Regions from separate parts of the Homo sapiens genome. Here region 1 is linked to region 2. A link is an interaction called in ENCODE POLR2A ChIA-PET data of the cell type or tissue named here. Cell type or tissue: OCI-LY7. All regions are shown on one strand. Each heading gives the region's core, and the rest is flanking DNA. Links, peaks and the distances in the headings are about the cores only. Region 1 overlaps HHLA2 (HHLA2 member of B7 family). Region 2 has its middle 22 kb from the start of IFT57.

Region 1 (15,640 bases), core at 4,393-12,392, 100 kb after region 2:
TAACTGAGCAGCTTATATCTTGATGTCCTCCCTTAATCACTGGATGTCCTAGTCATGGCCAACTTTCCCAAGAGTGGAAATACATAACGAAAGCTCACCCTCCCCAGAAACTTTATAAGGTGGAACAGAGACCTATCCAGGTGGAATTTGATTGGAACTGAGTCACTGTATGACAGAACCCAGGAAGTGTCCAGGGTTCCTGTGTTGACTTTCTTGGAATTGTCTGGGCCTTTGCTCTTTTTGGTGCTTGGTCATTCTTCCTTGAGTTCTGGAGTTACCAGTGTCCTTCTAATTTCCTTCTTGCTTATGTCCTAAACCTATTTGTTGCTTGTCACTAAACTCACCTTAAATGATACAAAAGGTCTTGCAATTTTAAAGGCATTTGAAAAATATCACCAAGTTACTTTCTAGGAACTTAATTATCAGTGTATGGCCTCACCAATAATATAAGCCACTGTCTCCAGGTATTTTTCTCAGAACTGAATATAAAATGTATATAAGTGTATGTACAAACGCACACACACATATGTATATATGTAGCGATACCTGTCTATATATATAGAAATATATATCATAGATATCTAAATTTGATATCTATGTATCATATATCATAGATATATAGATTTGATATCTATATATCAAAGATATATATATATATCTTTGACATTCTGCCAGGTAGGATATTGGGACTTTAAAATATTTCATATATTTGAATATTATTGAAGGTGAAATTGTAGGAGATATGAGGTGTCAGTACACTTTTATGTGCAAGTTATAGAAACACATTTCAAATGAGCTTAAGCAGAGGGATTTTATTAGCATTACATAGAATAGCAGGTTACTGGGGAAGTTTGTAGAATTGAATTAAGAAGCATGGGAACCAAGTTATGAGGACATGCTTGTTGGGGGGCACTCATGTGTGCTCCTATGCACTTGACTGTTTACCATCAAGCACTCACCCTCAGCCTTCCTGTTCGCTTCTCATCATTGATTGATTTCTTTCTGTTGAAGTTCTCTTTGTGTGGCAGGAATTATTGCTGCCAGCAGTTCCAAATATATGTTTTCTCTCCACAAGCCTAGCAGAAAGAGCCCTTGTTTAATTTGCAGTAAGTAGTACTCTGGCCCTTCTTGGATCACATGTCCCCCTCCCACCTTGGACAGGTTGCCATGATTATTCACACCTGGATTAGTTAGCCTATCCTTAGATGGAGTGGTGGAGCAGACCATTGTGATCAACAGTGGTTAATAATCCCTCCAGAATGAGATAAAACAGGGAGGGAGAGTTGTCCTGGAGGCAGGATTTCTGGGCATTCATAAATGTCCCCTACACACTTAGCAAGAGCTCTTTGCCTTTTGGGCAGATGTATTACATATTCAAATCAATGTTTTCAGGAGACTAAGATGGCAATGGTACATAAGTAGCTTGATCATATAATTTATCATTCAAATTGGGACACTTTTGAAAGTAAAAGAGGCTACTGTTAATAATTAATGGAATGCCTGTTTGCCACAGGAAAGCTGAGCAACTGAAAGCAGACAAATGATTTTGGAGTTGTTGCACTAACTTCTGATGTGATACAGGTCTAACAGTAGTTATGACTATAAAACCATACACAGTTTTACAATCACTATCAACCACTTGCTGAGAGGAAATAACTTTTTGGAACCAGGTATAAGACTCACAAAAAGGTCAAGATTCACAAAAAGATTAAATCTACAATGAAATAAACTATCAGCTTCTCCATAGTTTGTTCTCAGGGGAATCACCCTGGGGTGGTGCTGTGACCTGTGAGATTTCACAGTAGAGTGGTTAGTAGAAGGCCTCAAAGTCATAAGCCCAACTTAATTTAGTCTTGACTTTGCTGTTTGTCAATTACAAGCTTGAGCAAATTACTTAACCTCTCTGAACCTCAATGTCTTCATCTATAAAATGGAAATTATAATACTTCATGTGATTGTGCCTAGAATTATGGTGTATTACTATATGCTATATTAGTATATAGCACATATATATATATGTAATGCATATATTAGTATATGTTTAGTAATACTGAAAGGTTAGCATTAATACTACCAAAAGGGTTAATAAAACGCAAGAGAAAAGAGAAAATTATTGATTTTTCTTTTAGCAGGTAAAATCTCCTAGTAAACACTGTTCATTGATTCTTTCTTCCATCTGTTTTTACTTACGTGGTCTGCTCCTCTGATCTGACAATTCCTCCTGTCAAACTTACCACAAGTACAAAAGAACACTCCATTTGTTGGCCAGGGAAGAGTGGCTGGACCTCTCTCATTTGGTTTAAAGATGTCTTTGGTTTGTCAGGTGTGTCACTTTTGCCTTTCAAAAATAGTTTCAGGATTGGTAAGAAAGAAAAATCTGGTTCAAAAGACTTTGAATAGTGAGCATGGAGTGAGGAGTGGCAACAGATGTGGCCCCAAATAAGACTTGGACGGTAAAGGTAGATGGGAATTAGGATCATAACTAGAGAGGACAACAGGGTCAAGGAATGTTACTCAGTGTGTGGGAGCCTGGGGAAAGAGCCCATCTGTGAAGGGCCAGGCGGATTAGAAGGAGGGCTAAGGTTTAGGGAAAGATAGGAAGGGAGAGAATTGAGGCAAGGAGGAATTGCCAGAGATAGGTTAAATAGGGAGAAGTGTAGATGACAGAATTTCTATTTCTCAAAGAAGGTGGTAGCTGATCTTTAGACAGTAAGAGATTGGAAGCCAATGCAAGGAGACTCATTCTCTAGTGACTCATGCTGGGCCTGGATCTCACTGCCTGAGCAGATGGGGGCATGGGTAAAGATGCCCCACTTAAAGAAATCTTCTTATTCTATAAATCGCTCAGCATTGGTTACACATGCTCCCTCTCTCGCCTAAATTTGCCAGTCTTTACTAAACTCAGAAAACTTCGTTGGAGAATTTCTAGTTATAGAAACAAATAGAACCAAACAAAGGTTGACCTACCTGGTATATCTGGGCAGCTTGATTTATATAAACAGACCAACATACCCATCTGTTCAAATGCATCAAACTCAAGTTCTCTGCATTTGAAAGTCTATATACCAAATTAAAGCTTTTATACTCTCCCTTCTTTAGTCTTTAGTGTTGAATTTATAAAGTTAAGGCATTGAAATACAAATAGTTATGTCATAAGATGTCAAATTCATTTTTCCTACAAATATTTAAGTCCCAGCTATACAATCTGAAGTTATTTTATTACCTTATAGCCTCATTTTTAAAGATCTCTTGAAAACAAGGATTTACTCTTTTTTTTTGTTTCTTTGAAAGAAAGAAAGAAACAGGGGTCCTGGAGAGTAAAATAGCCAAACTCTTTTCTTTTTTTTTTTTTTTCCTTCCTTCCTTCCTTCCTTCCTTCCTTCCTTCCTTCCTTTCTTTCTTTCTTTTCTTTCTTTCATGGAGTCTTGCTCCGTTGCCCAGGCTGGAGTGCAGGGGTGTAATCTTGGCTCACTGCAACCTCCGCCTCCCAGGTTCAAGCAATTCTTGTGCCTCAGGCTCCTGAGTAGCTGAGATTACAGGTGCTCACCACCACGCCTGGCTAATTTTTGTATTTTTGGTAGAGAAGGAGTTTCACCATGTTGGCCAGGCTGGTGTCGAACTGCTGACCTCAGGTAATCCGCCCGCCTCGGCCTCCCAAAATGCTGGGATTACAGGGATGAGCCACCACGCCCAGCCTCAAACTCTTTTCTTGTATAAAAGAAAATTCCCACATTTGCAAGATAATGCTTCAGTTAATAGTATTTTCCTTTTAATGTTGACATAAAAATAAATAGGAATTTTTAAGTTAATGTGGTTTTTCTGTCAGAAAACTCCTATAAAAACCATAAGGCACATTAAACTTACTACAAACTTCTAATGGCTCATAACTAACGTTTGTTTTAGCTTCAAGATTAAAAGTGTTTTTGCTACCATTACTAAGCAAATGTGTGTCTCTTACATTTTACATTACTCTGTTAAAATATAACACATCTTCTTTCAACATTTTGTTGTGAAAGGAGACATTTGTTTTTCATTGATTTATTTAAACAAACAAAAAAAAACAGAGCCCAGTTCTTGTGTCAGTAGCTCTTCATCCCTTAGTTTTCTTAATTAATTATCTTCATTATGCGTTACTTTCAAATGTTTGGAGACATTTGAAAATCCAACTCACAGTAGTTTAAATGTATTACTTAATTAACAGGAAGACTAGAGGTAGAGGACTCAGCACAGACAGGAGCAGAGACTCAACAGTGTCATCACAAACCCAGCTTCTTTCCATCCATCTGCTCTGTCATCCTTGTTACTGTGACTTCTTAATCCCCCTACTTGTTTCCTCACAACTGTAAGATAGAAGCTCCAGCTCCAGACATCAAATCAATGCTCTGAAAGTAGAGGGACGGGGTTTGCCATCATGTTCTGCTCTTGCATCCAATTTAGAGGCTCTCACTTCCATCCCAAGCCGGACATGCTCATCTCATTTACCTTTCTGAACAATTTGTCAGTTCTTTTCAATAGAGGCAGTCGCGTCCTGCAACACAGCTTGACAGAGGAGTTGTTAGCAAGGAAGGAGGGAAATGGTACTGGTGTCTGTCACAGTGTCCTTCCAAATTTAATCATATCCTACTAAAGTCTTCTTTTAATGGTATTCTATTACATTTAGCTAGTTGATGCTTATCGGCTGGCTCCTTTTTCTTCTTTCTCTCTTTTTTTTTTTTTTTTTTTTTGAGATGGAGTTTTACTCTCGTCACCCAGGCTGGAGTGCAACGGCGCGCTCTCAGCTTACTGCAACCTCCGACTTCCAGGTTCAAGTGATTCTCCTGCCTCAGCCTCCTGAGTAGCTGGGATTACAGGTGCCTACCACAATGCCTGGCTTATTTTTTGTATTTTTAGTAGAGACAGGGTTTCGCCATGTTGACCAGGCTGGCCTCGAACTCCTGACCTCAGATGATCCACCCACCTCTGCCTCCCAAAGTGCTGGGATTACAGGCATGAGCCACTGCGCCTGGCCTGGCTCCTTTTACTCAACCACTGTAATCCCACTGGTGTGATCTTTCTAAAACACAATCTGACTTCATCATTAGCTTTCTAGTATGGCTTAAAATAATGGTCATGCTGTACCCCTGGGACATCTTTCCAGCATTTTCTCTTCCATGTGGACTGCTGGGTATTATTATAATCGCATAGGATTTATGTTCTCTCTTGCTGCTGCATCTTTGTTCTATTGTCTGTCCAGAATAACCTTCTACTCTTCCTTATAGGCCAGTGTCTCTTTGTACCTCAAACCTAATGCTTTGAGAGGTCTTCCTTAACACCCTGCCCCTTCCAAGCTCAAGCGTCTTTCCTGTTTCCTTCCACAGCACCTGGTGGGAGCCCTTCTTCCTGCCTGCATCTCTGTATTATGATTTGTTTATGTAATTCACCTATCTTTTGGTACCAGATGGAGCTTTCTGAGATTAGGGACTGACTCATCCCTGTACAGTTTGTGACCCGTAGGTGATGCTGAAATCATATATTTTTAATGGCAGCAAGGATGTTAAAACTTTCTGGATGACAGTGTGGGGTACCATACAAAGAATGACCTAGTCCTGTTTCCTAGGAGGTCAAGATAAGTTGGAGGGCATTTTATTTTTTCTTGTTTCTCAGAACTTGAACCTTTCCTGGCTCTAACTTACGTATGGATTATGAGTAGAAGACAAGGCTTCTGAAGCAATGAAGCTTTACAAACCAAAGTTATTTGGAAGAATTGACTCTGAGCACCAAAAACTCACTGGTACAAAGCCAGCATGATAACCACTGTACTTAGGAAATGACTCACTGAACTGCATACATAGAACTAGGCCAGGAGATTTTCTTTTCTTGTGTACCAGCTAGTCAGGTTAGCAACCGCTTTAAATTCTGAGGACTGATAGCCACTAATTCAGATGTACATAGGTGCAAGTACTTGATAGAAAGCAGTCTATTTTAAAGTATCACTTAATAAAAGCTCTAAGCAGTCTATGCAGGTAGGAGTAAGTCTTATAAAGATTGGATTTGCCTATTCTTCACACCAATTCCTTGATTCTGATATTCAGTTACAGGTCACCCGCCCCAGCACCTTGATATGTAGATACAAGTAGGCGTTCTTTACTTTGGGATATGAAAAGATGACAAAGGGATTGAGTGGGAATGATTAACCTCATACTGGGGAATGACGATTGCTGGATATATCACTTACCACACAATAGATGTATTTAAATGTAACAGCTGTAACCAGCATAGGATGGAATTCTGATATCAGGAGTAGGTGATAAACTTAAATTGACATTGGAAAAGAAGTTTCCAGCTTCGTAATTCAGTTAGTCCAGATGTTTTGACCCCACAGACTGTTGATCCTCCTCAATGTTACAGAAACTTGGTCCCAGATTATGTGTGTTGAGAGTTCACTGTATCATTGTAGAGCTTTCATTACTTCAGTGGAAGTCCTTACATCTGACATAATCAGATGTGTCTAGTTAAAAACTAGTTAGTCTAGCTAAGAAAAAGTTATTCAAATTATACACTTTGAATGTTTTAAACCTAAACATAAAAGTCCACTCATTTTCTAGTCTTTTGGGAAAAACAGTCAAAGCCTTGTCCTGAGTATGGTGCCACTGTTTGATTTTTTTTTTCCTGTATCCATAGAACAATTTAATCAATAATGCATTATTCAGTATTTCCAGTTTTTGTTTCTTAAAAATGGCCAGAGACCTTTGCATTCAAATATGTACAAAAAAGTCCAGTTCCTCCTAGGCTCTACAATTGGCTTTGAATCTTTTGCCATTGTCTCTCCCACACCTAATACAATAACTGATTTTTTTTCATCTTTGTTGTGACTTGCTTTTATTTAGCTTTTCCAAAGCATTCATCTTATTCAATTAGTCATTGAAGATAGACCAGGTTTGGTCTTGTCCTCCCATTTAATCAATTAACATAACATTTTGTTAAATTATTTGATGATAACCCACTGAACTGCAGGGGGTAGAAGTGTACAGAAAGAGTGCACTGGCTTTCCAGAAGCACTTGGTGTGCCATGGGCATCTAGCAATATGTTTTACAGAGAAAAAGGTGACTAAGAAGTCCTTGGCCTCACATGTGCACATGTTCAACACTAACTTTATTTAATGGAGTTTTGTTCAATTGCTCACTACCTTGATGTATTCGACAAAATGCCTGCTGTCTGCCGTGTTAACCCTGGCAATTTCTTTTGTCTGTTTTCTTGGCTTTGCAGCATTCTTGCTAAACAACAACAACAACAACAAAACCCCACTCTGTCTAGCTATATTCTTTCTGATATAGAGAGCTATTAAGGAGGATTATATTATCTACCCATTTGACAAGAAGAAACATTTCGTGATTGAAGGCTGAGCTGGAAAATGGTCCCTGGAAGCAGGAGTAGTTCCCTGGACTTTACCCCACCTTGTGTAATGTGGATTCCTATTCAAGTGCTTCATCCTGGGCTCTGCTTCCAGGGAACCAACCCCTCCCAAGATGGGGAATTGAGGGCAAGTAAAGAGAGCAGTGTTCTCATTAACTGTATGAAAGCTGTAAGGAAGATTGAGAAGGAGGATGACACAGAGAAAGATGCTAAGAAAAAAATGTGGCTTCAGGTGAAGGCTCAGCCTGAACCCAAGGGAGCTCTGGGCTACAGGATGTTTCTTGCCTTGAAGCCACCACTGGGGCAGGGAGTTGCAAAGCAACATAACCTGAGAACTGCAGCTTCCATCATCCAAGTACAATCCTCCAAAGAAGGCTGAAGTTATGTGAGCAGGTAGCAGCAGCTAAGCAACACATGTGTGAAAACTAAATTGATAAAAGCAGTAAAAGGGGATCTTTGTAGGTGATTAACTGCAAATTCACAGAATATCAGATAGTAAATGTGTGGTATTGTTAAAATAACTACTTTTATTGGACCCAATTTACGAGCCTCCCTAAATTTTCTGGGTTTCTCTTGTCTCTTGGGCCCTCAACTGGTTAGACAAAAAGAGACCAGCCCCAATTTCCAAATGTCACCAGCTGACCCGTCTCCTCTGGGAAAGCCAACTTCAACATGTCCTCTATTATGCCTTCCTCCTTGGGAAGTGCAGCAGCTGCAGAATCCAGACATGACCCAAGGAAACACACAGACTGCGGTTTCACCTTTCACCTGTTTCCAGACTCAAACACAAAGCATCATACAGTTAAAATGCCACACAGTAAGGCATGGCATTTGGCTTTCGTAGTGCTTTTCCCAAGGGGCCATAGGCACAACCAGGAAGAGCATAGGAGCTAATGCCAATGGGGAAAACTTTAACCACTGGGGGGCAACTTATAGATAAATTCCTTTTTGCTCTCTTCCTCTGATGGATTGTTTTGAGCTGCTGTGGTTCTGTGGAGCATGTCTAGAGATTGTCCCTTGTGACTGAGCAGGTGGCTCTATTTTCCATTCTGAATCTGTGGCTGGCAAAGCAAGCACCACCTAGTATCTGTTTTCCATTCTTCCTTGTTTCACTTCCCCTTTTCCCTCACTCTTCCTGCCCTGCAATTGCACCTCCTCACCTCCCCCAAAACGTTAGCACATAATCTTAGCTTGATTTCCAAAATCAAAAATAAAAACACACCAAAACAGAACCGAAGGCAAAGACAGCACCCCTAGAGATCAAAGTTTCAGTACATGTACAAATCCCCTAAATGGTGGGATTTCACTGTGAAACATCAGGAGAGATATTTTGAGTAAAGAGAGGGTAATCCTGAAATTGTTCTTTTGTTCTTTTTCTGTCTAAACAGTCAATCTTATTAAAATCTAAGTGGATGCTAAGGAACATCCCCAGGATGCTACAAAGAGTTTTCCTTTGTTAAGACGTCTTTTACAAACTAGCTCGGTGTCATGAGCACTGTGGTGAGGCACAGAAAGTAAAAACAATGCAGAGGAGAATGTAGCAACCTAGAAGCTGCTTTTCCTCAAAGGAGTGCAGAACATTCATGAACTGGCATAATGATGAGAGTGATGCAAAACATTCTTATGTTTCAAAAAAGAGAATTGACCTGTTCTTGTGGCTCTGGTCAGATTGAGACCAGCAGTTATGAGGCCAGGACTAGTCTTTTAAAAAATATATTGACAGATAACATTATATGTTTTTATCGTGTACAACATGATATTGTGAAGTACACATACATTGTGAAATGGTTTTGAGCGTTACTAATGTGCAGGCTAGAGAATCTGTCCCAACTGCAAGTGATGTTTGCATCATCATGTCACAATTAGTACTGATGGCTGTGGTCAATTTAGTCTGGAGCTATTAAGATGGGTATGGGGGAGCTGTTCTGTTTTCGCTATTTTATGCTTGTAGAAATGGCCTCAATTTTCTCTTCTGTCTGATTAGTCTTAGCATATGGATTTCTTTTTTGCCATATTCTATTGCAGAGGCTGCCTCTCTCTGCCTTTCTCCCTCACATCTGGAATCCAGCCAAAAGTACCAGAACAAGATGCTTCTCACATTTGGGCCCTTTTGTAAGGGTGCTGATTGCAACTTGGGCAACTTCAGTATAATCTAAGGTGGAAGCTTTCTGCTGCTTTTGGGGAAAAAAATAAGTGTCTAAAAATAAAACCTAGGCATAAAAATAGGGCCAAATACTCATTAACTGCCTCACTTAGCTGAATGCTGAAATTATTTCAACAGCACTAAATCAAGCCTTTGTGTAGAAGAGGTTGGGCATTTTTTTATTCATAATACTTTATCTTAGATGATAAATGGGTTACTGTAATTTCTCACTTTATTCAAAACATGAATTAAATAGTCCTCAGAGACTCAATTTTTGGCTCATGCTCATGCTGACCCTTGAATTGGAGCACTTGTGTTCACAAGTCTCCAGGAATGTATTTTGTGGGCTGCTGTGGGAAAGGATTGGGGGACAGACAGGACCAGGAGTGGTGGATTAAAGGCTTGGGATGCTAGGGTTAAGAATTTGGATCTTACATTAGGTGTGGTGGGAAGCCACTGGAGGGATTTAATTAGGAGAATATTATAGAATGACTTCTTTTTTTAAAAAATATGACTCCTGACTGCTGTATTGACAGTGGATTGGAAGGAGACAACAGTAGGAAAAGGGTAACCAGCCGAATGCGTATTTGTAGATATCCAGGTAAGAAGGGATAGTGGCTTTGGAGCAGGATGGTAATGGTAGAGTTGGAGAGTAGGCAAATAATGGAGTTTATCTAATTCATTAACAACAACAAAAAGATTGGTTAATAGATTAGATATGGGGCATAAGAGAATGGAAGAGTCAAGATTGATTTCTAAGTTTCTGACCCAAACAACTGGAAGAATTTGGTACTAGGTGAGATGAAGACTGGAGAAAGAACAGGATAGTTTCTGCTGTTTTGTTGTGTTTGGGGTGGGTCATAGAGAAATGGAAAAGGAAATGAGGTGGAAATGGCTCATGTTAACTTAGGGAATCTAAATGAACAGTTCAGAAGAATAGTTAAACATATGACCTTGATCCAGTAGATAAGTTTGAGAATCCTTGATGTACAGATTATATTCAGAGTGTGAGATGAACTCGCCTAAGGAGAGAATAGAGAGAAAGTAGAAAACCTGGTAACATTCCATATTTCCACATAAATAGGGCAAGCAGAAGAGAACCAGTAAAGGACTTAGAAGGAACAGCAGTAAGGAAAGAAAAACTAGGAGAGTATGATGTTCCAGAAACCAAGAGAAGACTCTTAACAAAGGCAGGTAACAGTCAATTACATTAAATGCTGCTACGAGGTTGAGTTAGATGAGGACAAATAATATCACTGTTTTTGGTGTTCTTGGTAATACTGACAAGGGCAGTTTATGACATGTCATGCAGAAAAGAGCCGAGAGTTGGTAGGACATTTTAAAGTGGGAAATGAAGACAGCTATTTAGACAATTATTTCAAGAAATTAATGGAGCTGAGAAATAGATAATCAAGAGTAAGGGGAGAATTTTTTGTTTTTTCTCATGTTTCTAAGATGGGTGATTGGAGCTTTTATGCCTATAGAATTGATTCAGGAGAGAGAGAGAGATCCTGATGATGTAGTAGAAAGGAAATATGATTGCAGGGACAAATTTCTTTTTTTTTTTTAATTATACTTTAAATTCTGGGTTACATGTGCAGAACATGCAGTTTTGTTACATAGGTATACAGGTGCCCTGGTGGTTTGCTGCACCCATCAACCCGTCACCTACATTAGGTATTTATCCTAATGTTATCCCTCCCCTAGCCCCCCACCCCCTGACAGGCCCCGGTGTGTGATGTTCCCCTCCCTGTGTCCATGTTCCACTCCCACTTATGAGTGAGAACATGCAGCGTTTGGTTTTCTGATCTTGTGATAGTTTCCTGAGAATGATGGTTTCCAGCTTCATCCATGTCCCTGCAAAGGACATGAACTCATCCTTTTTTATGGCCGCATAGTATTCCATGGTGTATATGTGCCACATTTTCTTTATACAGTCTATCATTGATGGACATTTGGGTTGGTTCCAAGTCAAAATTAAAAGAACTAGAGAAGCAACAGCAAACAAATTCAAAAGCTAGCAGAAGACATGAAATAACTAAGATCAGAGAAGAACTGAAGGAGGTAGAGGAACAAAAAACCCTTCAAAAAATCAATGAATCCAAGAGCTGTTTTTTTTAAAAAAAAAAATCAACAAAATAGATAGACCACTAGCCAGACTAATAAAGAAGAAAAGAGAGAAGAATCAAATAGACACAATAAAAAATGATAAAGAGGGTATCAGCACTGATCCCACAGAAATACAAACTACCATCAGATAATACTATAAACACCTCTACGCAAATAAACTAGAAAATCTAGAAGAAATGGATAAATTCCTGGACACATACACCCTCCCAAGTCTAAGCCAGGAAGAAGTCAAATCCCTGAATAGACCAATAACAAGTTCTGAAATTGAGGCAGTAATTAATAGCCTACCAACCAAAAAAAGTCCAGGACCAGATGGATTCACAGCCAAATTCTACCAGAGGTACAAAGAGGAGCTGGTACCATTCCTTCTGAAATGATTCCAAACAATAGAAAAAGAGGGAATCCTCCCTAACTCATTTTATGGGACAAATTTCTTGAATACAGAAAGGTGTGAGATGCAGAGTACAGTGAAGGGTTTGGCCTTGGATAAGAGCAGAAGGAGAGACAAAAAGAGTGCACCTAGATGTTAATGGGTTGGTTGAGTCAGTGATAGGAGGATGAGGGAGTAGCCATAATCAGTTACAACAATTATGAAGTAAGAGCATCAGCTGGAAAAGAGATGAGAACAGGGAATGTCAGTTTCAAGAGAAGGTAGCAAATATTGGAGTCATTCTAGGCAATGGGAAGATGAACCTCTAGCAAGACAATGGACATGGAATGTTTCAGGGTTACGTTAAACAAGGTGAATTTGAGTTAATTTTTGCTTGGAAAGAGACAGTAATTAAATTTCAAGGTTTTTTTTAATGGCATATAGAGGCAAAAGGTATTATTACATGTTTACATATTTTCATAGTAGAAAAATGAGTTTAATGATTACTTGTAATCTTACTCTTCCAAAATAATCATTGTGATATCCTTTTATATATTATACATGCAAATACTTCCATAGGAAGAAATATAAAGGTCTCAATTTTGATAACTAATACTATTTTGGAGCAGTTTTGACTTTACCAACTATCTTAGTTATTGCTCTAAGAGAAATAAAAGCAATTGGACTCATAACTTTGTCATATTGCAAAAGTATTTCTATATTTTGTTGCTTTTTCCATTTTTATAGAGATAATAGAAAATGTACAGTTTTGTTAAAAGGCCTTCTTCCTAAGGTCGTGTTTTCAATAACTTTCTTATAGTCTTTAAAATGTAAAAATGAAACTCTAAATTATTAATCTACCAGGTTTTATTTTGATAAGATGTGATGAAGGAATCTAATTTTACTTTTTTAAAAAAATTGTTATTTTAACAGGAGTTACATGTGCAGGCTTGTTACATGGGTATATTGCATGATTAATTTCACTTCTTAAAATAGTTTCAAGTCATTCTTAAATCACATACCTCACAACAAATATAGAATATATTCTTGTAATAGTAGAGCTCCTAAATGGTATCTTTTTTATTTATTTTATTTTATTGTTACTTTTTTGAGACAGAGTCTCACTGTCTTGCCCAGGCTGGAGTGCAGTGGTACAATCTCGCCTCACTGCAACCTCCACCTCCCTGGTTCAAGCAATTTGCCTGTCTCAGCCTCTTGAGTAGCTGGGACTACAGGCACATGCCACCACACCCGGCTAATTTTTGTATTTTTAGTAGAGACAAGGTTTCACCATGTTGGCTAGGCTGGTCTTGAACTCCTGACCTCAAGTGATCCTCTTGCCTTGGCCTCCCAAAGTGCTGGTATTACAGGTGTGAACCACCATGCCCAGCCACCAAATGATACCTTTAAAACTTTCTTTTAGAGATTTTAAAACCAATTGTATGCTATTCTTTAAACAAGCTATTTCTTACAGTGTAAAAATTAACTTTAATCCTATCATCTGGGAAAATCAGTTACATTGTACTTGCTTGAAACTGTATTTTTGTGTATACACGTTTTGCCATCTATATTTTCTCACTTTTTTGAGTTTTTGAAACATGCTTTGTAACCCATGAATTTAATGGCTTGCACTAGTATTGGATATGTAAAAATATATTTTCAGGTTTTAGTTGTTCTTTATGTGTGATTATAAATAACATCATAGTTTACACCACTGGCACTTAATATTGAATTTAAATTGGTTTTAGTATTTTCTATCATAAAAGCAAATGTGTCCATGTAGAAAGCTTTAAAAATAACAAATTATTATCCAGAGAACCACTGTTGCAGATATACTAAATCTTTATTCATTCAAGAGCCATGTTTCAGCACCTGTTAATAGCAGTCACTGCTTCAGATATGAAACCTGCTCTTCAGAATTAACATCCTCATATACTTAGTCATATATCTTGTCAGTATCCTATGATCAGAAATGTGTATGTTTTAAAAAAGGAACCATGCTATTTAGAAATTGTATTGTAATCTAATTTTTCTCCGATAACCTATTAAGAAATTCCTTCCATGCCATTGAACCATCCTTTACAATATTATATTTAATGGCCACAAAACAATTATTTGTATGAATGTACCACTCTTTTCCAATTCCCTTTTGCATTTTAAATCCATAACATGTGCACTTTACTTCTCTTTGATAGCATGACTAATATGTTCTGCACAAGACATGAAGGCACAGACAGCACTGTCTTTCTTCCTCATTCTCATAACATCTCTGAGTGGATCTCAAGGTAATTTCGTTTGTAATACAAGTGTTAGTTATTTGCATTATCAGATAGAAACATGAGCACACAATGCAAGGTGGCTATTTCCTCCATAGCCACAGCATCGTGAACTTTCCTAAATCATCAGTTAATCAGAAGCAAGGAACAGGCTGGAAGTCTGCATGAAGACTAAAAATTATATATATTTTTTCTGTCCACTCTGATTAAGACTCTTTCTAATCTGTTGTCTGCTACCAGAAGTAAGTTCACTGGAAAGGCAAGTTTGATTGATTGATTTTTTTTTTTTTAAGTGTAAGCTTGGTACTTACCACTTGACAGAAGGCATTATCAGCTTTGCTAGGTCCTATGACAGGCATTCTTAATTATCCAGTGAAACATTAGAGGGGTTTAGCAGAGCAATTAGAGAGATCGACAGTCACTCTTTTCCTTTCCCATCTTTCTGTGTCTTTCTTTCAGCATGATGCCACATCCCTCTAGCTCTCTGCAGAGAGATTAAGTCTCTCTGAGGAAGAGAGGCGGGACATGGTAGGGTAGAAAGAGCCCCAGAAGGGAAGGTAGAGGATAAAGACTGTGACAGAGCCACTTGGGCACGCAGTTCTTCCATCTTGGGTGGCCTGGGCCATGAGCCAAAGGAGTTACTCCATTGTCCAAAAAATAAGGTCCTTTCCAGTGCTAATATCTTAGAATCCATAGACAGGGCACAAGATCTACTTAAAATATTTTGTAAATCAAAGCAGTTAGATTACCTCCTTCAATGATAGGAAGTGTCTGGGTATATTTTCTTTGCAAAAATCTCTTATTCTGTTGATTTCATTTGCTTTTTGAAATTAACTTGTGAAGTTGACAGTGAAAAGAAAACAAAACAAAATAAGTAAATCAAGAGAATTGGGGATTAGGCTTCCAGATTTATCTCCAGATATTCCTTACCTACATTTTGACCAACTCAGGATATCCTGAGAGCAGTCTTAAACTCAAAGCAAATGAATGACTCTCTTTCCCTTTTGGACTCCTCCTGCTCATGTCCTTCCCTATTTAGATCTAGTGTACAGATATCAGATTCCTGAACCCAGCATTGTCTTCTATGTGCTCCAAATATTTTCTTACCCAGTCAAGCTGAGTTTATTCCATTCTTTTAGGGCCTGCTGGCTGTTGCTAGCTGGATAAACTAATTTATTGTTGCTATAGTAGGAGTTAAATGTGAATGTGTTCTGGGAATGAAATCCAATGGAGTCTTTTAACATACATGATTTCCAGGCCAGGATTGGAAGAGAGATAAGATTATTGATCAAGTGGGCAGCAAACCAGTGTTTCTATGCCTTGGGCTG
Region 2 (15,640 bases), core at 2,682-10,681:
TACAAATCTCTTTCAGCCAGAGAACACCAACAGGGGTGGCAGGAGGCTCTGGTTGGGAGGTCCCACACAGTGAAGAGGAATGGGATTGGGGACTCGCTTAAAGAAGCAGTCTGGCCATGTTTTTATACAGCAGCTGTGCTGTGCTGGGGGATCCCTTCCGCCCCTGGTCTGCTCAGACACTGCAATGCCCAAAAGCTGAAACAGCTAAGTCTCCCAAACAGCAAAGATAGCAGCCCACCCTTCCATTTGGGAGCACTGTCCCAAGGAGAATTCAACATTCTGTTGGCTGGAGAACACCAGTGGGGCTGGCTGGAGGCCCCAGTTGGGAGGTCCCACCCTGTGAGGAGGAATAGGATCAGACACCTACTTAAAGCAGCCGTCTGGTCACATTTTGGTAGAGGAGCTGTGCTTTGCAAGGGGATCCCTTCTACCCCTAGTCGGCTCAGACTCTCCAAAGCCTGAAGGCTGGAATGGCTAAGGCACCCAAACAGCAATGATGGAGGCCCACCTCTCCCCACAGGAGCTCCTTCTCACAGAGGTGCAATACTGCTACTGGTGGGTGGCTGAAATTCCAAGACAGTGGGTCTGATTTTCTGAGGCACAATGGAAGTACAGCCTGCAGGCTGTTACTGCTCAGCCCTCTGGATTCAATCTTTTCCACTGTATGTACGGGGGTCTACCCTCCCACTTTGCCAGAGCTGCAACTACTTTTGCTGGAAAGTCTGAGTATTTAAGGCTCCAGGGTCTCCACACATGCTTGAGCAGCTGCTCCACCAAGACTCCACATAGCTTTGTGTGTCAGACTGAAGGCCCTGGTGGGGTGGGCTCACAAAAAGATCTCCTAATCCAAGGGTTGCAAGGATCCATGGGAGAAGTGTGGTTTCCTGGGGTTGCACATTTTCTCAACGCCTGCCTGGGCAGAGGCAGTTCCCCTGGCTCCATGTTGCTCCCAGGTCCTGTCTTGCTTTTCTTCATTTTCCATAGGTCAGATTGTTTTCTTGATTAGTCCCAGTGCAAGTACCTGAATGTTTCAGTTGAAGGTGTTGTATTTTCTCACCCTTCCATTTCTCTCCGTGAGAGGCACACACATTAGCTGCTTCGAGTTGACCATCTTGGCCACTCTCTACTCACCTTTTGATGGAAGGAGTACCAAATAATTTCGTGGCAGTTTTTTTTTTTAAGGCAGCACAACCAGCCAACAGTCTTCCTGTAAGGAAGGTTTAGAAAACCTGCAGCTTGATTTGTTGCTTCTCAGCTCTCCTGCCATTGCTAGCTTCCTGGATTTATACTCATCATAACCATCTTCAACTTGTATTGAAGATACAATACTATTGTATTGTATTGTATTGTATTGCCTATTTACTTCTGTTTCAGTCTTCCTTCTTTCCCTGCACCTGGTACACAGGTGCTTAATAGGCCCTCAATTGACTGTTCTTCTCTTAAATCTACTTTGGACACAAAATTAACATATATAATAGTGTATAAGGTAGAAAAATAAAATCTAAAGTTCATGTGGACCAAATCATACCATAAGAGCTAGGATTTCTTTGATCTCTCATCTATTATAAATTAAATCCAGGTTAATGAAATCCAGGAATTATCCAAATAACAAATTATAGGGAGCTGTTTCAGAATTCTTTCTTTTTCTGAGGTGGTTGATAAACATTTCAACAACAATCTGACATATAATTCCAAAATAACAAAACCTAAACTTGCCTCCAGAAATGGCCTTTATGAACTGGGAATTAGGGAACTGAATTCTTACCCAAAAGCAATTAAATGGCCTTGAATAGGTAAGCTATGACTTCGTAAGGGTGTTCTCAGTGCAATCAAGAGCCATGTGTTTACCACGGTAAGAGAACTGTAGGAGAGTTAGGAAGAATGACAACACTTTGTCCTGAAGGATGTTCAGAAAAATTATTTCACATTTTACTAGTCATATCTCTCTCTCAAAATCTTACCAAAATGTAAATAAATATTGAATTATAGATTAAAGTATTTAATTTCTATCTGCACGATGGATAACATGCAAAGTAACAAAAGAAGCAAAGGGAAATGAATGAAACTAAAGCAAAATACATCTTATGGCTGTGCATCAAATTACCCTTGAGTTTGTTTAATCTCCATATGATTTATACATGAAGAGCTAGCTAATTTGTGATATTGTTTGGAGAACTCAGAGGTATCAGAATGAAACCAGTTTTTCCAAACTAAAATGAGTTGGGAAAATAAGAAAATCCACCATTTAAAATAAATTGGCTCAGGGACTAGCTAAAACTCAGGACAAAGCTATATCACAATGAAATCCTTATTGGCAACTTAGCTTTGACCTATCAGTAAATACAAAATTCTCACTTTAGTCCTTTGCCGCAATAGATATCATTTATTTATGAAGTTGATTTTGCTGTGACAATTTGCATAATTCAGTAATTTAAGAAATTTACACAATTTTAAAGACAAAACAAGGATGTATTACAATTAGAAAAACAGATTTTCTACCAATCTATACTTTTTGTAATTGATTTAATAAAGCAATAGGTTGGCCTTCAATTGTGCAGAATCTAATTATTGGATTTAGTCCTGTAATTCTTGAAGATTGGTAGGATTACACCTTTATCTTTCTTGTATTCCCCTTGTTTTTGTAGTCAGACTGGAATAGAGCCAAGTGGCTTGCTATCTCCATGATCTTCCTATCTCACTTCTGGCAGGCCTGATCAAAGAGAGAATATATATGTGGAGATGGGAGATAATAGCTCTTCTACGTTGCTTTAGCATAAATTCTACTGGGTTGAAAGCTTAAAATAATATTGAAAAGTATTATGACTCCAGAAAGCATCTGGTTGGGTAGCTATATCCCAACTAGGGGCCAATTCTAAGAATTATGGAGAGAGGGGAAGCAGGGCAGCTATGTCTGACATCAATTAAGACTGCAAAAATAAAGATTTTTGTTTAGTTTGAGAAACTTACTGAATTTACCCAAGTCTTAAGAGAATACAAACATTCAATGTATATTCAGAAATACATGTATTTTGTGATACCTATTTGTCCTTGGTAGTTTCTAGCTATGAAGCCCATGTCATTAATTGAGAATTAATTAATTAATCCTTTTAGGGACGAAATTTACCATTTGATGGGAGTCTTCTCAAACACGTGGTATAAATGATCCTGGTCCATTGAAAACTGGTTCATCAAACAGCAGTTGTGCTGCTATGCAGATGCCCATCCTCCACCATGGGCCTTCTGACGTAGGTGTTTGGATGGAGGCTGTACGTCTGTATGTTTTAAATTTCCGCCATTGACTCTGAAATGCAGCTAGGAGTTATCCTCCAAGGAAAGTCACTGCTCCTAGCTTGCATCTTGTTGCTATGGATAAGAATTCAGAGCCACCTTATTTCTATTTAACAAGCTACTGCTTGTCAGATTAACTACACTTCCCTGTGACATTTTGCAATGTGAATTTTGCTCCCATAGTTTTCACTTCATTCCATTCATCCTGGGCTTTGACTTCCTATTCATACCATTCTACCTTACAGTAAAGATTTTTCTCCTTTATGAAGAGAAAATAAAATCAAAATTAAACAGTTCTACTTTCTTTCACTTGATGACTTTTTAAAAATATTTTTCAAGCAGTAAAGTCTATTCTGTCTTTACTGCTGTCTTTTTCTGCAAACCTAGTTTCAACTTCCTAATGCAAATCTTTATTGTTTTTTGTTATATCCTGTTCCCTGAAACTATAATCTGAGTTGTTGAATTTGTTTACATGTTTCTCTTTTTTCTTTCCTCTTTTACCTGCTAAGTGATTCAGGTGCCAGAGTTTAGTTTGAGTCTCCCATCAGGACGGAACTGCCTTTCACAATAATAGATTATCTGGCATTTCAATGTTCTTAATGTTTTGAAATAAACCTTTCTTATATCTGGCACATTTTTCACAATGTGCTTGACATTCTTTTCTTTGCTTATAATAGATTGTGAGGTGTTTTCACTTTCTCCCAAAGTTTCTATTACTTCTACTTCAAAAAACATTAATTTATGTTGGTTAGAGTGAAATTAATTCAAGAGGAACAAATGCTTTCTCCCCAAAAAGCAGCTTCTTAAAAACCTTGCTTCATCCTTTTGTAAAGGATTTGCTAGGCAAATCAAGAATTTTAGAGTATATTGTCTTTTTTGATACTCCCTCTATACAAACATTTCTATATCAATAGTCAACTCAGACAAGGTTTTATGTAAATAGAATTTTTAATTAGTTTCTATAATAGAAAAAAATTGGAATCATCTAATGTGTCCAGTGGTCCATAGTTAATACTTAACAGTATATATGGGTGCTAATTTAGGCAACATTGAAAAAGGTGTTTTAAGATATGACATGGAAAAATACTTATGTAATACAAAAGTAGATCCGAAAATTGTTAAACAACATGTTCTAAAAATATATGCATACAAAAATCAGATTTTTAAGAAGTTATTTTATTATGATTATTGCATTATGTTTTTCTTTTTTAATTTTCCAAAGTCTCTATCATCATATACTATTGTAAAAATAAGGAAAATTTATTAGATCATTTTTATCATATACATATTCTGTCAATATCTGCTTGTAGTTGCACCAGACCAATCTGCTTCAACTTTTATCTAACAAAGTTGTAAATTGTTTTTTCAGTTGCCATGAACTCTTAGGTCACATAACCTTAGGTCATATGCCCAGATGAACCAAGTGTGCAACCACAGGGGAAGCCTAAGTGCGTAAAGAGTGGGAACTGAATTCAGAAGCTGACATTGCATGACAAGATCTAGGATCCAATCAGATAGAGCTCTGGCATCATTCCATGGCAGGATCCAGTCAGATCATGCGTCCTGGCATCACCTCATTGCAAGATCCCATCAGGTCACAGCTCATTATCCCATGCTTATAAAACCTGACCCAGCCCCCAGCTTGGGGGAACATTGCTTTGAGAATTATCACCAGTGTTCTCCTTACTTATTACAAGTCATAAAATCCCCTTGCTAAACCTTCCTTCATTGTGGTCATTGGTTGATACCTGCTAAGTGTCCAAACCAACCCACTATGTAGGTAACAAAATTCTGGTGACCCAGATGGAATTGGGACTCAGGTCCTGATCCCAAAGTCCTTTAAGGCTCCTTACGAATGAAACAGTAGGCAGAGGCAGCTTGCCTGGACTAACTGACTTACGTTGCCTGAGAGGGGTTGGGTGCCATTCCCACCGACCTCCAGCTTGGTGTCCTGCCCACTGGATTGTCGCTTGGACCTACCCTGATGGATCGCTGGGACCTTTTGTTTGACATTCCTTTGGGGCAGTAAGTGAACTTTGCCCTGTGGGCTGACTAGAAAGGTAATTCTCTGGACCAAGCATAGCACATCTCTGATTGTGTTTCTGTCCCTGGCTGCTTTGTGATCTGGGGGATTCAGAGACATTCCTGTCCTGATAAGGGCAATCTGGAGCTAGATAGCTGACTGTGGGACTAGTTTTAGGAATTAGTTTTGTCGAGAGACAGGCTTTCATAGGAGGCGGAAGGGCTTGGTCTCCCTAGCGCCCTGTTTGCCATAACCTGGATCACCCACCAGAAACTGGAGCTCTGGCATTTGATGCAAAAAAAGAACAAAAACAAAAAAAAAAGGCCAGGTGTGGTGGCTCATGCCTGTAATCCTAGCACTTTGGGAGGCCGAGTTGGATGGATCACCTGAGGTCAGGAGTTCAAGACCAGCCTGGCCAACAGGGCGAAACCCCGTCTCTACTAAAAATACAAAAATTAGCTGGGCATGGTGGTGGGTGCCTGTAATCTCAGCTACTAGGGAGGCTGAGGCAGGAGAATTGCTTAAAACCGGGAGGTGGAGGTTACAGTGAGCCAAGATGGTGCCATTGCACTCCAGCCTAGGCGACAGAGCGAGACTCTGTTTCAAAAAAAAAAATAGTTGAACCCAGAGTGGGCCAAGAGTTGTGGGATCTGTGTCACCACCAATCCTGCCTCTAAGCCTCTGGTGGCTTGCACTAGACCCTGAATAGGTATCCTAGGAAATGAGAAACATTGTAAAAGGACTCTAGCAGCACAAGTCATACAAGTAAACTACAAAAAGTAGAAGGGTAATTGGGAATGCTGATATGTTAATTGGTCAAGATTGCTTTTAAGGCATTTAACAGCTATGACCAAGTCCAAGAAGGGCAAAAACAACTCGAGATGAGAAAACAAGCTATGCTGCTTACCACAGTTCTTAACTGCAACCAGCCAGCACACAAGGAAAAGACAAAGAGCCATGGGTAAGACCCCCTAAGGTCCCCACTGCCTAGCCAAAAGGGTTATCCACCCTTGAGGCCACAACAATGTGCATATTGTAAACTAGAGGGCAATTAGAAACAGGAGTATTCTAACTGTCTCTGGGAGATAGAAGAGGGAGGAAAAGAAGCTTCCCATCAATCAGCCCAGCAGATGTCACAGTTTGCTGATAGTAACCAGAAATAATGAGACCCTGAGGGTCAGGGGCTCCTCTACAATCTAGGAACCCTGGGTAACAATTGCTGTGGGAAAGAGACTCATGGGCTTTCTGACACTAGAGCTAAACTTCTTCCATTAGCCTCCCCTTCCTGCTGCTCTGCCTCTTTACTTTGCTACCTTGTTCTCTCTAAAATTTGATGAAGGGCTTCAGCCATGTGGGATAGATGAATTTCAGCTAAAATTTCTAGTCTGACAGAGACACAGTTTGAATCTAACTGTCCTTTAAAGTAGGGAGTTGTACCAACCCATGGTTAAAGTTTTTAAAAATTAATGCTACAAGATCATTATTTACATCTGGTGGTACGTACAGCTCCAACTGTATTTGTCTATGGTACCAAATTGGCATATAAAAAAATGAGTACTTCTAAACTAAGCAAATAAAAGCCAATGCTTTTCAAGTTCACATGCCTGAGTCATCATTTAGAGAATAAGACTATTCTTAAGTCTTAATAAAACTGTTGGTTTGATGGGGATGTTTGTCTTTTGAAATTTAACTTTAAGGTTCTTACTTTCATGACACCTACCTGATACGCAGTTATATAAGGTAATTAACAGATAATTTGTAATGATGACTAGCTTTGTCTAATGTGTCAGTTCTCATAAGTAATCTAGGTAAACTGCTAAAAACAAATAAATTAGGTAAAGGTAAATGGGATAAATATCTATAAATAAATTTTTTATGTAATTTGAAATCCTAAATTAAATAATAGATACTCGTTGAATCTATGGCTCAGTTCCAAATTAGACAAAAACCAGAACAAATTGCTGATTGGCTTCTTATATTTGATAGACTGATATGATTTGACTGTGTCCCCACCCAAATCTCATCTTGAGTAGTTCCAATAATCCCCACATGTCACAGAAGGGACTCAGTGTGAGGTGATTGAATCATGGGGGCATACTGTTCTTGTGATAGTGAGTGAGTTCTTATGAGATCTGATGGTTTTATAAGGGGCTTTCCCTGCTTTTGCTTGGCACTTCTCCTTGCTGCTGCCATGTGAAGAAGGATGTGTTTGCTTCCCATTCTGCCATGATTGTAAGTTTCCTGAGGCCTTCCTAGCCATGCTGAACTGTGAGTCAATTAAATCTCTTTCCTTTATAAATTATCCAGTCTCAGGTATGTCTTTATTAGCAGCATGAAAATAGGCTAATACAGTAAATTGGTACTGGTAGAGTAGGGTACTGCTGTAAAGATACCCAAAAATGTGGAAGTGATTTTGGAACTGGATAATAGGCAGAGATTGAAACAGTTTGGAGGGCTCAGAAGAAGATAGGAAAATGTGGGAAAGTTTGAAACTTCCTATAGACTTGAAGAATTCAAAAGACAGGAAGATGTGGGGAAGTTTGGAACTTCCTAGAGACTTGTTGAATGGCTTTGACCAAAAAATGAAATCTAGCCTAAGGTGGTCTTAGATGGAGATGAGGAACTCGTTGGGAACTGGAATAAAGGTGACTCTTGCTATGTTTTAGCAAAGAGACTGGTGGCATTTTACCCCTGCCCTAGAGATGTTTGGAACTTTGAACTTGAGAGAGATGATTTACAGTATCTGGTGGAAGAAATTTCTAAGCAGCAAAGCATTCAAGAGGAAGCAGAGCATAAACGTTTGGAAAATTTGCAGCCTGATGATGCAATAGAAAAGAAAACCCCATTTTCTGGGGAGAAATTCAAGCCTGCTGTGGAAATTTGCATAACTAACAAGGAGCTGAATGTTAATTACCAAGGCAATGGGGAAAATGTCTCCAGGGCATGTCAGAGGCCTTTGACACAGTCCCTCCCATCACAGGCCCAGAAGCCTAGAAGGAAAAAATGGTTTCCTGGCCCAGGCCCAGGGCCCCTTGCTGTGTGCAGCCTAGAGACTTGGTGCCCTGCATCCCAGCTGCTCCAGCCATGGCTATAATGGGCCAAGGTAGAGTTCAGGCTGTAGCTTCAGAGGGTGCAAACCCCAAGCCTTGGCAGCTTCCATGTGGTGTTGAGCCTGCAAGTGCACAGAAGTCAAGAATTGAAGTTTGGGAACCTCTGCCTAGATTTCAGAGGATGTATGGAAATGCCTCGATGTCCAGGCAGAAGTTTGCTGCAGGGGCAGGGCCCTCACACAGATCCTCTTCTAGGGCAGTGCAAAAGGGAAAAGTGGGATTGGAGCCCCCATACAGAGTCCCCACTGGGGTACTGCCTAGTGGAGCTATCAGAAGAGAGCGACTGTCCTGCAGACCCCAGAATGGTAGATCCACCGACAGCTGGAACTGTATGCCTGGAAAAGCTGCAGACACTCAATACCAGCCTATGAAAGCAGCTGGGAGCGGGGGCTACCCCATGCAAAGCCACAGAGGCGGAACTGCCCAAGGCTGTGGGAGCCCACCTCTTGTATCAGTGTGCCCTGGATGTAATGCTATCAAAGGAGATCATTTTGGAACTTTAAGGTTTAATGACTGCCCAGCTGGATTTTGGACTTACCTAGGGCCTGTAGCCTCTTTGTTTTGGCTAATTTCTCCCATTTGGAATGGGTGTATTTACCCAATGCCTATACCCCCATTGTATCTAGGAGGTAACTAACTTGCTTTTGATTTTACAGGCTCATAGGCAGAAGGGACTTGTGTTGTCCCAGATGAGACTTTGGACTTAGACTCTTGGGTTAATGCTAAAATGAATTAAGACTTTGGGGTACTGTTGGAAGGGCATGATTATGTTTTGTAACATGAGGACATGAGATTTGGGAGGGGGCAGGGGCAGAATGATATGGTTTGGCTGTGTCCTCACCCAAATCTCATATTGAATTGTAGTTCCCATAATCCCCATGTGTTGTGGGAGGGACCTGGTGGGAGGTAATTGAACCATGGGGTTGGTTACCTTCATGCTATTCTCTTAATAGTGAGTGAGTTCTCATGAGATCTGATGGTTTTATAAGGGGCTTCCCCAACTTTTGCGCAGCACTTCTCCTGCTGCCACCATGTGAATAAGGATGCATTTGCTTCCCCTTCTGCCATGCTTGTAAGTTTCCTGAGGCCTCTCCAGCCATGCTGAACTTGAGTCAATTAAATCTCTTTCCTTTATAAATTACCCAGTCTCAAGTATGTCTTTATTAGCAGAGTGAGAACAAACTAATACAAAGACTAAATATGTTTGGGTCTATAAATATGTGTAAAAATTATGCTAAAGGAAAACATGTTTTTCTAAAAATCATAAAATGGTTTTTGTGTATAAAATACTAATATATTACAGACAATGGAAGTTTTTGTGCTTACTGTGTTTTAAATAAAATTTAGGAGTACTGAGAGTTTAAAAAAATTCTAACTAATTTGTGATTCTATATATGAGGTATGCCAAAAGTAAGATGTTATTAATAAGAAAAAATTATGAGAAAGACATAAAATGTGTTCTTTATTGAGAAAAAGAGTAATTTTGTCTTATTTGGAAGTTATTTAAAGGGAGGTCTAAAATATGGATTTAGGAAGAAATTAGAAACAAGATAGAAGGGAGCCAGCAAATAGGAGAGAGAGAGACGTGAAGAAAGTTATAAATGTGAAGATGTATAGTTTGTATGAGGAAGAATCATATGTAGTAAATCTTTGTCCTAGTGTGAAACGACTCATTACTGAAGAAAGATAAAGTATAAGGCAAGGCAGAAAGTCCAAGTATGTTGTTGACCATGTGAGTAAGTAATGATAAGGTTTATAAAAAGAAAGTTTCTGAAAGAAATTTCAGGTTTGATTAAATTGGCTATAAGTAAAATAATTATTTTTAACAGTCTTACTAAACAATGAACTTTGATGTTAAAACACACTGATACAGAACTTAAAATTTTGGCCCTCCTATATTAAAACAGGGGTTTCTTAAAATATTGGTTTGTTCTTAATAAGATTGGGAGAGGTTTTGATTTTTAATTCTGAAATCTGTTTCTTTAACAGCCTTTCTCTGAATTATGAATTAGTTTCTATTTCTGTCACATTCCTTCCTGAGAACTGTCTATTTTCCCTGGTTTCAGGTTTATCTTGAAGGTCTTAGAAAAGCAATGTTTTACTCCAGTATAACTTGATTTTGTATTAGTCTTTTCTTAATGTGTCTGAACTGTTTCCTGTAACCAGAACTTCTATGCTATTACTAAATGTATTCCCCTGCTCAAGGTTACTGGCCTAAAAAGCAAAGATTGTTTAGGAAAACTGAGCTTTGAAAGGGTTAAGGTTTTTACATCCATGTAATTTCCTGTATTGCTATAGAAGTCTTTTGATTGTCACTCTGGTTCAATGAGTAACTATTATGTAGGAGCAACATATGATTCTGTTGAAGGAAGTACTTTGATTTTATTTATTTATTAATTTTTTACATCTTTGGCAGATTTTCCAGGATCCAAATCTGAATTCAAGCCTCTTAGCCTAAAATTAACTTTGAGATTTTTCCAGGTGGGCCCCCTGGAGAGCATCAAAGAGTATATTTCTCACCTTGTGGAGGTTTTAAATGATTAGACTTATTTGGTAAATAATATGCAAAGTGCTGTCAAATAAGGAATGATGCTTAACTTCAAGTTATATTTATGTAAGTGTGTTATTAAGAGGTGTGAAATTGTATGAGATTCCTAAAATACTGATATGCCAAGATACATGTCATAATTATGATTATGGTATTGGATGGTTGCATGCCAAAGAAATATGTAAATTTCCTTGTCAATTGTAAATTCTCATCAGATCTCTGAATATGTCTGTTCTAGGTTTTTGTCAACCACAGTTTATTGTTTTAAATTCTTCTCTGGAAGCATTTGCAATTGGCTGTAGTCCAAAATTGCCAAATAAGATTGAGCAAAACAAAATTAATGACATGAAATTAAGTAATTGATAAGGATAATGTTTTATGACTTAAATGTTTTATTTTCTAGATTCAAGGAAATTTTTTGTCATAACCTCTCTATAGTTTGCAATAATTGGATAAAGTATCCTTTGTGAACAATGGTGGAAGCATTTTTTTTTCCTCTACCTGATTTCTTGACTCCTACAAAATTGTGGGTCTTATTTTTATTTAGTAAATCCAGTAAAAAAAAAAAAATCTCTCTTTATAAGCAGGATACTATTGGAAACATTGGTTATATTACTAAAGTTTGGACTGAAATGTCACATTTTAAAATGTACATGAAATGCCTGGTTTCAAGAGTTCCCAGCTTTACAGTGAGTGAATGAAAACTGTCACTTCCTAGCAGGCCCAAGAACCTTAAGACGGTAAGTAAAATCTAAAGCTTGCCTTGGTTTGGATTTCCAGTTGCAAGAGGTCCTAAATCTGAGATTTCCTATATGATCAATGTGGAGAGAAACAGTTATGTTTCTAAGGAAAGCAAAAGTATACTTGTTACTAGATTGTAACCCTGTGCATTGTCTTCAAGTCCTTGTTATCTGCCTGTAGACTGGACTAGATCCTGAATTCTTCTCAGTTCCCCTAATATTTGGTTTTAACTAATTCCTGATGAACTCCCCCAGCCCTCTTCCCTCAATCCAGGCTAGGAATGCTCTAGGGACATTCAAGGGATTTCCCCTTTTTAAATCTGACCAACTCTCTAATTAGATTTCAGAACTGGGGACAAGCTAGACTCAGGATACTAGGGTCTCCTTGTCTCAAAGCAGTTGATGCTGTCCCTTCCTTTGTAAAAGCCACAAAGATAGTTATGGGGCCACCCCTGACTGTCTACGTTCTATGCTCTGTTGAGGCACTCCTCAATTTACATCACAAGCTTTCAAGAAAACTACAGGGATTTCTTTCTATCCTCACTTTGCCTTACCAGCCTCCAATGTAACTTGCTTAATCTGACCACTTTATTTAACTTTCCTCATGCCCACTCTGCCCAACAAGCAGAACTGCATGCTCTTACCAGGGCATGTCCTTTAGCCAAAAGTAAAAGGCCAGTATCAACAAGCCACATCCATGGCAGCAACTAAGACCCTATTGGAAAAATTACACCAACCTGGTATAATTGTTGAGAGCTTCATAGTGACTGAGAAACTTATTTTACAGGGCAAATTATTCAAATGTTGCAAAATGTGGCCTATTTATTGACATCTCCATTGTGCTTACCACCCCCAGTCCTCTGGACTGAAGAAACAGACCAGTGGACCAGTGGAATAATAAAGCCCTATTGGTGAATATCTGTGCAGCATTCAGCATGCCATAGCTAAAAGAAGGAGACCCTTTGTTTAGTTTTCCTTCACCCACGCGAACATTCTTGGAAAACTGCTAGGCCCACATTTTCTTCTCCCAAAAAGGGGGAAGTAATAAGTTATCCTCACCAGGAGATTTGGCCATAGAAATAGCTCTTACCCAAGTTCCTATCTATTCAGTTGACCTCACCAATGCTACCCACCCTACTCTCCAAGAGCTGCGTGAGAGTTTTGGGGCACAATCCAACACCAATGATAACCCTGCAGATTATAATTGGGGCCACTTTCAAGGATGTGATTTACCCAGAGAGGTTAACTCTAGTGAAGGAGCTAGATTAGGAAGGCTTCTGGGGTCCTGGTTTGTACTAGGTTGTGTTTGCAACAGATACATGGTCAGAAACGTTTCCCACACTGTTAATAGGGTTGCCCACTTCACCACCCAAGCCATCAGGACACAGCAGAGTTCCTTAGACAACCACATTGCTATCGACTATCACCTCACTGCACAGGGTGGTGTTTGTGCTGTTGCTAACACTTGCTGCTGTACCTGGGTAAATATTTCCAGTCAGGTTTAACTGGGAACACCTAAGGCCTACAGCGAGCCAAATCTCTGAAAGGGACACCTTCAGGGAGCCTCCTAGCTGAACCTGGTGGGTACAATTTCCAATGTCGAGATATTTTCAGAGGATTTCTCCTAGTATAGGATTTCTTCTGTGTTTCACCCTGCAAGTCTTAATGATTCCCCTTATATTTGAGCTAAGCATTTAGCTCCTCTTTAAAATTGTTCTAGCCTGTTTTAACAGATGTCTGTAAGAGACCCCCACCGGGATCTTGCTCATGCAATCTTTGAGACTTTAAATTCACTCCAGCTGGAAATCAGAACAACCCAAGAGACTTTGGCTCAAATTTAATAGGTAGCTTAGTGCCTCTCAAAAGTAAGTGGGTCTAGTTGTTCAATTGGCCACTGCCCTGCCTCTAGGATCCCTGAAAGGGACCAGATGGACCTGAAGCAGGTAGCCAACTACTTCTGCACTGTCGTACAATGCAATGTGGTCCACCAACAGATTTACGCCAGTTCTTCAAGATGGATCCTGAGTGGCTAACTGGGACTCCATTTAAAATAGAGCAAAGCAGCCATTTGTTGAGTAGGGGTGACATACATGCCCTGAGTTCCAGGAAAGCCTGCAGCATTTAACTTTGAGGCTTTCAGGATTCACCTGAACCAGTCAATTAAAGCTCACCCGAGTTGGCTAATCAGGGCTCAGCTATATTGACCAATCAGAACTAAGTCAGTTTCAAGTTTCAACACTACATTTGCGTAGACAGTCTTGATTTGGAACCTGGGTGGAAACTTTTGCTATAAGACCTGGGGTTCTGTTTGTTCTCTGGAACTGGTAATGTTGTTAACTCTTTATGCCTTTACCTATAACCAGATAAAAACAACATCTGAAATGTAACTCTGACACCAGGGCACTAAACAATTTCATTCCTCTGACCAAGGTCTACCCCGCTAATCAGCAGGAAGTGGCTAAAGTAGTCATAGCTCGTATTCCCTCAAGATTGAGGAATGGATATAAAAAAGGGAGGGATGTGTAGCTGCACCAGACCAGTCTGGTTCAACTTTTATGTAACAATGTTGTAAGTTGTTTTTCAGTTGCCATGGACCCTTAGGTCAATCAACCTGAGCAGGCCCAGATGAACCAAGTATGTAACCACAGGAGGAACCTCTAAGTACTTGGACCAAGGAGTGGGAACTAAATAAATAAGCAGATCCAGGATCCAAACAGATCAAGCTTTTGCATCACCCCATGGCAGGATCCAGTCAGATCATACCCCCTGGCATCACCTCATTACAAGATCCAATCAGGTCACAGCTCATTACCCTATGCTTATAAAACCTGATCCAGCCCCCAGCTTGGGGAAACACTGCTTTGGGAACTAATGCCCAGTGTTCTCCTTACTTGTTACAAGTAATAAAATCCCCTTATTAAATCCTCCTTGGTTGTGGTCATCGGACTGATACCCCCTAAACGACCGAACCTACTCATTGTGTGGGTAACATGCCTAGTTGAGTTTCTCGTTTTTACACCTTGTCCTAGAATCTGTTTAATAATCACTTATCAGGTATAACATAGAGAACACAGGAAACAGTTGCTTGCTAAGTAATTGTTTTGATTCTCTCTCCTTCATGACAGCTAGCATTTAAGAACTTATTATGTGTGAGGCGTAGTGCCAAGGTTCGAAGTACAGTGTTTTATATATCTGATTTAGATATTACCTTGCTTAAGCCTTAAAAGAGATCTCGTGCTTTGTAGATGAGGACACTGAAGCTCAGATTGCCCAAGGTCACACAGCTGGTATGTGGTGGGATGTATTTGACACAAGGTCTCTAATGACAAAGCCATAATCTTTCTACTACAAAGTGAACATTACCATACTTCTCCCATACCACAGTACTTGGCTAATATAGCAGCCCCTAACAGAATTATTTATGTAATAACTATACAAATTAGACAAATAATTATACAAAAAAACTCCATTCCCCAGCTCTTCAGTGAAATTCTTTTATAGAATTAAACTTAATTTTGAGGTAATTTTAGATTCACATGCAGTTGTAAGAACAATACAAAGAGATCAGATATACCCTTTACCCAGCATACCCCAATGGTAACATCTTGCAAAACTATTGTAGTACAATATTGTCACTACATTATTGACATTGATACAGTCAAAATACAAACATTTCCATCACCACAAGGATCCCCCATGCTGACCTTTTGTAGCCACATCCACCTTCCTTCCTATACCACTTAACCTCTGGCAACTACTAAGCTGTTCTCTATTTGTATAATCTATCATTTTAAAAATGTTAAGTGAATAGACTCATACAACAGGCAAACTTTGGGGACTGGCTTTTTAAACTTAACCTAATTCTCTGGTGATTCATCTAGGTTCCTGTAGATAGCAATAGTTGATTCCTTTTTATTGCTGAGTAGTATTT

The links. ChIA-PET counts read pairs that join two places held together with the same protein. Peaks named below come from ENCODE experiments on the same cell type or tissue, not always from the same donor. Only the 100,000 strongest peaks of a DNase experiment are listed, where the experiment ranks them.
Region 1: POLR2A ChIA-PET joins it to region 2 with 6 read pairs; 2 of 35 experiments call an interaction of 5 or more read pairs at or near these places.

What each region holds. Positions count from the first base shown.
Region 1 is chr3:108,337,557-108,353,196 of GRCh38, forward strand. HHLA2 (HHLA2 member of B7 family) reads left to right here. Exons shown (of 10, transcript NM_001282556.2): 3 at 14,232-14,321. The coding sequence starts at 14,258. Among named protein-coding and RNA genes, the nearest start is that of HHLA2, 49 kb to the left of the region's middle. In OCI-LY7, for the core only: no CTCF peak of the experiment used is centred there; a DNase peak (open chromatin) is centred at 8,425.
Region 2 is chr3:108,236,573-108,252,212 of GRCh38, forward strand. No RefSeq gene overlaps it. Among named protein-coding and RNA genes, the nearest start is that of IFT57, 22 kb to the left of the region's middle. In OCI-LY7, for the core only: no CTCF peak of the experiment used is centred there; no DNase peak of the experiment used is centred there.